Linked DNA regions of Homo sapiens: region 2 is linked to region 1. A link is a contact called in ENCODE Hi-C or POLR2A ChIA-PET data. All regions are on one chromosome and are shown on one strand. Each heading gives the region's core, a stretch centred on a gene start or an enhancer-like site at or near the end of the contact. The rest is flanking DNA. Distances are from core to core; before and after follow the strand shown. Region 1 holds the start of PRPF40B (pre-mRNA processing factor 40B). Region 2 holds the start of GALNT6 (polypeptide N-acetylgalactosaminyltransferase 6).

The links. A loop is a pair of places that touch in the nucleus more often than their neighbours do. ChIA-PET counts read pairs that join two places held with the same protein, here RNA polymerase II (POLR2A). Pooled maps may share reads with other maps.
Region 2: a loop to region 1 is called in a map with no recorded cell type, with 9 times the contacts of the local background. The contact joins the promoter of GALNT6 here to the promoter of PRPF40B in region 1. A Hi-C loop is called at or near these places in 1 of 37 single-sample maps with no recorded cell type and 1 of 50 pooled maps. POLR2A ChIA-PET finds 5 or more read pairs at or near these places in 1 of 52 experiments (AG04449).

What each region holds. Positions count from the first base shown.
Region 1 is chr12:49,622,101-49,625,804 of GRCh38, reverse strand. PRPF40B (pre-mRNA processing factor 40B) reads right to left here and starts at 2,244. Exons shown (of 26, transcript NM_001031698.3): 1 at 2,212-2,244. The coding sequence starts at 2,214. It also overlaps a transcript of FAM186B not described here. RefSeq lists silencers at 2,029-2,528, 3,389-3,438 and an enhancer at 3,109-3,198.
Region 2 is chr12:51,390,141-51,393,682 of GRCh38, reverse strand. It overlaps GALNT6 (polypeptide N-acetylgalactosaminyltransferase 6), which reads left to right and starts at 2,277. Exons shown (of 12, transcript NM_007210.4): 1 at 2,277-2,396; 2 at 2,746-2,833. It also overlaps a transcript of SLC4A8 not described here. RefSeq lists a silencer at 1,705-2,244 and enhancers at 1,930-2,514, 2,515-3,100.

The DNA.
Region 1 (3,704 bases), core at 995-3,494:
GAGAATATGAAGACATTAACTAGTGACAGGGAAGGATATAGAAATGGTTGCTGAAAGAGAAGCAGATCCTGTGTCTTCCCTGGAACAAAAACACATTTGTGGGCTGAGAGATGATGAAGAGACACTTGATCATCTGATCATCATATGTTCACCTGGGCCAGTGAGGGGCCACCCCTTTCCCACCACCAAAGATGCAATCAATACTTCTGGGACTTCACATCTAAGGGGCATCTCAGAACTTAGCACTCAGAAGAATAAAAGGAGAAAAGGACAAGAATGGAGAGGCAGTAGGAAAAAAAACAGAAAGAGGGAATGATAACAGCTAATAGCTAATATTTACTGAGCACTTATTATGAGCCAGATACTGTGTCAAACACTCATTTAATCCTGGCAACCATCTCAGAGGTTATTATTCCCATTTTACAGATAAAGAAACTGAGGTTCAGAGATTAAGTAACCTGACCAAGGTTCCAAGACATTAAATGGGAGAGGCAGGTTTGGAATCCAAGCAGTCTGACTCCAAAGCCTGTGCTTTCAACCAGTTCACAAAGCTGCCTCCCAGCAAGGATGATGGCGCCACAGATGATACTGCTTACATTCAGATACATTTCCTTTTTTCTTTTTTAACCCCAATCCTTACACAATCCAGAAATCCTCAGCGAGCCAGGTGTTCCCAAGGTCTGCTTGGTCTGACTCATTCCCACTTCCTGAAGATGAAGGCTGGGAGGCACATCTCTCAGAAAGTGGTAGCCATCATCAAAAAAAAGGCTGAGAGACCAGCTGGTTACCCTGTGATCTACCTGCGGCCCTTCTTCAGCTGCCCCAAACAGCACCTGCCCTTCCGTTTCAAAGACCATCCTAGTTTCCAACTTTCCTGGACCAGCCCTACTCTTCCTCTTGCTCCCCAAAGATCTGCCTTACTAGAAAGTATCTTCCTGTTGCTTTTTTTTTTTTTTTTTGAGACAGAGCTTCGCTCTTGTTGCCCAGACTGGAGTGCAATGGCGCGATCTCAGCTCACCACAACCTCTGCCTCCCGGGTTCAAGTGATTCTTCTGCCTCAGCCTCCAGAGTAGCTGGGATTACAGGCATGGGCCACCACGCCTAATTTTGTATTTTTAGTAAAGACAGGGTTTCTCCATGTTGGTCAGGCTGGTCTCCAACTCCTGACCTCAGGTGATTCGCCCGCCTCGGCCTCCCAAAGTGCTGGGATTACAGGCATGAGCCACCGCGCCCGGCCCCTGTTGCTTCTTTCTGATCCTGCCATCTCATCACTCTCCCTCTGAAGAAGCGAATGTTACTTTTGGTCTCCATCATTGTGGAGTTAGGTTTCAACCTCCTCCTCTCCTTAGAGTTCTTCCATCCCTCCAACAGGATAAGGCTAGCCAGCCCCAGCCCGGCAGGCTTTCTGTCTACCATCCCCCCGCACCCGTGGGGATTTCTCCAGCCCCAGCCCAAGGCCTCGCCTCCATCTTCATCCTTTCCTTTGCTTCCCTACCAAACCCATTCTCCTAAACTTCCTCCTCAAAAACCTATTCATTTAGACCCTGGAAGAGATCTGGGATTTAATTTTCATGCATTTCCTTTTTAAAAAAATTGATGGGAAATCTGAGGCCCAAAGAAAGGTAGTGACTTGCCCAAGGTCACACAGAGTCGTTAGTTTGTTGATGGCCTGGGCTGGGAGCCCCTTTCTTCAGAGGCCCCCTCTCCACCTCAGGAGACAAGCTCTTGCAAATGCAGGAAGGTGAAGCAGGGAGTCCCCAAGTGGTCTGAGGAGCACCCAGGCTTCCAAAGGGAACGGGCGCTGGGGCTGGGGGAAGGGCATGTCGCACACCAAATATCCCAGGAGGGGAAACTGGTCCCCACCTGTCCCCTGGTCCCCTCAGTCCCCTCATCTCCGCCCTCTCTCTTCTTTCCCGATCTTTCTCCGCGAACCCACCCCCACCTCTCCCAATCCCACTCTTCACCCAGTCCCGCCACTCTCGCACCTTTCGCCCCCGGCCAGGCTCCATCATGGCCTCCCCCGCCCCTTCGCCCCCAGTCCCCGCCCCCATCCCCCCTCCCGGGCTCTCTTCCCTCACCCTTGGCCTCCCTCGCCCTCCCCGGGGTCCCAGCTATCCCCAGCGGCCTCCCCGCCCCATCGGCCACGGCCCGGGCCGCAGGGGGCGCTGTGGGACCGCCCCGAGCCCCTCCACCCCCGCGCGGGGATGTTACCATGCCAGAGCCTCCGAGCAGCTGGGCCGGCTCAGCCCACCCGCCAGTAAGAGCCGCTCTGATTGGCCAGGCCGCAGCCGGGAGGGCGGGGCCGGCGGGGGGTCGCACCCCTTCGTGGCCGGGGCTCCGGTGGCTCCCGCCGGCGAGCGGGGCCCCAACCGGCCCGGTGTGTTCGGTCCCGGCCCCGCCCCCCCGGCACGGAGAACCAGGCCCCGCCCCCGCGCCGCCGCGTCCCGGGTCCGCCCCCCGGGGGGCGGGGCACGCCTGCTCCCGCCTCTGACTGACGGTCGGGGGCCGGCGCCTCTGCCTCTCCCCGCTGCCTGCGTCCTGGCTTCGCAGTCGCCGGCGCTCCAGGAGCCGAAGCGTTCACGCAGTGTGTAGGGTGCCTTTGCGCTGCACAGCGAATTTAATTTGCTGTGTAGCTCTTTTACAGTACTTTTAAGTTAGTTAACTCCAGAACTATTTGTTGAGCACCTGTGAGGTGGCAGGGTCTGTCTCAGGGACTGAGCACACAGCAGCTTGGAAAAAAAAAAAAAAAAAGACAAATCCCCGAAATCACGCCCTTGTGGGGCGTACACGTGCTTCTCGCGTGACCCTGAAGTTCACTTTTGGGACCTGGCTCCCACTGAGCGCTGAACTCATGAGAGCAGGGCCCACTCTTTGACAGAAGTTAAAAATGTGAGGTACATGCTTGCTGTGCGGCTGAGGAAACTGTAACCTGGAGCTCTGCGGGGAATGCGCTGAAGGCCTTGGGGCTGGAGAGTGACAGGCCCCAGGCACACGGGTGCAGAAAGGCGCTGACCGCCAGCCTGCAAAGCCCCGCAAAAGGCGCTTCCTGTTCCCTTTATTCCCCCCTCACCTGAGCCGGGACTCGCGTGATGCCGTGCTAGGTTCCTGAGAGCCAAAGAACTCCGGAGAGGTAGAAAAACTCCTGACACGAAGAGTTAGAGGTGACACCTGGGAGGAAAAGGAAGTGGGATTCACCCTTGTGGGCTGCTGTAGAGAGAAAATGCTTTGTGGTTTAATCAAAATGATACCCACATGGTCTCAAATGAAGGCCCAGCTCTGCGGTTTTCTTTTCTTATTTGAGGCAGCGTATTGATCTGTCACCCAGGCTGGAGTGCAGTGGCACAATCAGGGTTCACTGCAGCCTCAGCCTCCTGGTCTCAACCGGTCCTTCTCCCTCAGCCTCCGAGTAGCTGGGACTACAGGCGTGTGCCACAACGCCCGGCTAATTTTGTAACTTTTTGGAGACGACGTCTCCCTGTACTGCCCACGCTGGGTCCTGTGGTTTTCAAACTTTTGGGGGAGGTGGGGTGAGGAGACTGGCGCGCGGCCCGCAGCCGCCGCCGCGGCAGGAGAGGGGAATGGAGGGGGCGGGCGGGGGGAGGAGGACGGACCACCGGCGGCCTCTCCACCGCTCCCACCTTCCCCCGGGGGCTGCCGCGATGCCAGCGCAGCTGGGGCGATTTTCAAACTATTATTGAGATCTC
Region 2 (3,542 bases), core at 1,028-3,527, 1.8 Mb before region 1:
GAGAATGTCCATCCTTCACGTCACTCTGATCATGTGTAGCTGGGCAACTCTTCTTCTCCACACTCTGCTGGCCTTCTCTCCTGACTCCATCAAAGAACATCTCACCTTCTGAATAGATCAAACCTACCTTGGAGTCTCAGGTTAGAAAAAAAGATTACTTTCTTCATTCACCTGTTAACACCCGGCTGGCTTCCCTGCCTTTCCCAGTGCGTGTCAGAACTTCTTGCTAGGATCTACTCACTCATGCTCCTGCTCCCAGGTCTTAGGGTCTTAGAAATACAAATTCATGGCTGGACTCGGTGGCTCATGCCTCTAATCCCATCACTTTGCGAGGCCGAGGCAACAGGATGGCTTGAGCCCAGGAGTTTGAAACCAACCTGGGCAACATGGCGAAACTCCCTCTCTACAAAAAAAAGTTAGCTGGGCATGGTGGCATGCATCTGTGGAGGCTGAAGCAGGAGAACAGCTTGAGACCCGGAGGTCAAGGCTGCAGTGAGCCGTGATAGCTCCACTGCACTCCAGCCTGGGCAGTAGAGCAAGAAAAGAAAAGAAAGAGAGAAAGAAAGAGAAAAAGAAGGAAAGAAAGAGAAAGAAGGAAAGAGAGAGAGAGAAAGGAGAGACAGAGAGAGTAAGAAAGAAAGAAAAAAGAAAAAAGGAGGGAGGCGGGGCAGCAGAAAGAGGAAGAAAACAGAAAGAAAGAAAGACAAATTTATTTAAATATCAAAACAAAAGAGAAACTGAACTAGTGGTAGAAGTTTCTACCATAGAAAGTTTTCAAATTATTGGCTATTTGGAGTCATGCGCGCTCCTTCTCTGTTGCTAAGGCCCCAAAAGATTGCAGCACACGAGGCAGCGCCGGAGAGGACCACTGAGCAGCACGGGCCCTGGCGGGGTAATTCCGAACACCGGCTTAGGAGGCGGGTTTACCAGGATTCTCATTCCAGCCCTGCCACTAATTGTTCAGGGTTCTCAAGGTCGAGCATGCACAAAATCACCCGGAGGGCTTTTAAAACACAAGTCGCCGGGCCCAACCCGAGTTTCGGAATATTTAGGTCTGCGGTGGGGCCCATTTCTTTTCTTTTCTTTTCTTTTTTTCTTTTTTTTTTTTTTTGATACGGAATCTCGCTCTGTCGCCAGGCTGGAGTGCAGTGGCGTGATCTCGGCTCACTGCAACCTCCCCCTCCCGAGTTCAAGCGATTCTCCGGCCTCAGCCTCCCGAGTAGCTGGGATTACAGACGCCCGCCACTACGCCCAGCTAATTTCTTGTATTTTTAGTAGAGACGGGGTTTCACCATGTTGGCCAGGCTGGTCTCGAATTCCTAACCTTGTGATCCGCCCGCCTCGGCCTCCCAAAGTACTGGGATTACAGGCATGAACCACCGCGCCCGGCCAAAATTTCTAATAAGTTCTCAGGTGATTCTGACTGGCGCTGCTGGTGGGGGATCCCACTTTGAGAAACACCCTCTGCTGTGTGAGCAGCTGCCTCCCCGGTACATTCGGAATAATCATAGTAGGTTTAAAGTTTGCTGGGGCTGGGATTCACCTGATACCTGGCACTTGGAGCCCTTGACACAGTTCATGGCACACGGAATACGAGCTCTTGTTGGATGGAGCACAAATGAGAAGCAAACCTGGGGCAGGACCCCGGGGCCCATGGCCGCCCCGCCGCGTTTCCCCCTCCGGGGCAGGCCTCCGGGCTCCGAGCGCTCCAGGCTGGCGCGCAGCACATTCCGGTTCCATGCACCCGCCGCCCGCGGCTCTGCTAATGCCTGTCCTCTTTGGGGTGACTAGGACCCTCCAATCTTTTTCCGCGCTGAAAGCCTGGCCGCAAAGACCGCACCCCCGGGGCGGGCTGAGACGCAGAGAAGCCGGGGCGCCCCTCTGCCGGTCCGCCGGGAGTTCCCGGGCCCGCAGCAGGCTGAGGACACGGCGGGACCCGCTGCACCTGGCCAGGGAGGGGCGGGGCGGGCGCGTTAGTGCAGCTGGGGGAGGTCCCGCCCCGGTCCCACCCTCCCGGCCGTCCGGTGGGGAAACCCGGGAGCCACCCCGCGGCGCGGCTGCGGCTTTGCCTCGGCGCGACAGGTAAGCGGCAGAAGGAGCCCGCGACCCTCTCCCCGGGAGGGCCCCCCTGAGCTCCCCGACTGCTCGGACTTCCCTTCGGCGGATCTCGCTTCTGCCGAGTCCTCGCTCTCACCTCCTCCTCCGCCAGCCTTCGCCTCTTCCTCTTCCTCCTCACTACCCCCGACAGTAAAATGAAGGGGCTGGGCCAGGCTGGTCCCTCCTGCCTTCGCTCTCTGCTGGTCGCGGTGGCCTGTAGCTCCTCCCTCGGTAGGACCCCCCTCCACCTTGGCGCTTACGAGATGAATGAGGAGCCCAGACCTCTGGAACTTGGAGGGGTGAGAGGGGGACAAGCCAGAGCCAGGGCTCCACACCCTCTTCCCCTCACCCACCCATGCCCTGCATTCCTTCTGTGCCCCGTCTCCCCAGATCGGGCCACCCCATGTGCTCTGGTACGGCAACTCTTGCAGAGAGGTTTCCTCCTGCCCTGCCACGTTGCGCCTGAGCAGAAGGGGACAGCAAGGAGAAGCCTCGCTGGTGGAGGTCGGTCTGAGCCCTGCTTGGTTGAATTCCCTCCAGAGCCTGGGGGCTTTTGGGGGTGGGAAGGGATCTGCCTCCTGCTGTGGGGAAATGGAATCTGCTGGGTGTTCATGACTGTGACTGTCACCGACTTCCCTATTTCCTCAGTTGTTCAGATTCCCAGGCTGACAAAAAGGAGAAACAGCTTTTACTTGCATCCAGGGCCAATCATCGCAGACCCAGACGTCTGCAGAGGGTAGGATGGGGCTCTTCTGTGTATGGGGGTGGAGGGTGGTCAGTTTGCCCACAAAGCTTACAGCAGACCCCTTCTAGCAGCCGACAACCCATTGCAGCACTCTCAGAAAGGATGTTAACTCTGTGCTCTGAGCTCGCCCCCAGGCCCACACACACAATTTACAGGCACTGGGTGAGGTTCATAGTTCTGGACACACCAAAGAGCCTCGAGGACTTTTGCGCCTTCTACCAGAGATGTGTGTGCACCACACAGGCCCTATTCTCCGCTCCAGACAGATGAGCTGTCTCCCTTCCCATCAAAGGAAAGGTTAAGAAGGATGAGACAGGGAAATTCATGTGATGATGAAAACCAGGTCAGGTGAGGGGTTTGAAATATGCTTTGGTTCCGGCCACATGTGGTGGCTCATGCCTGTAATCCCAGCACTTTGGGAGGCTGAGGCTGGTGCATCACCTGAGATCAGGAGTTCGAGACCAGCCTGGCCAACATGGCAAAACCCCATCTCCACAAAAAATACAAAAAGTTAGCCGGGCATGGTGGCAGGCGCCTGTAATTCCAGCTACTTGGGAGGCTGAGGCAGGAGAATTGTTTGAACCTGGGAAGCAGAGGTTGCAGTGAGCTGAGATCGCACCATTGCATTCCAGCCTGGGCAATAAGAGCAAAACTCTGTCTCAAAAAAAAAAAAAAAAAAAAAAAGAAAGAAAGAAAGAAA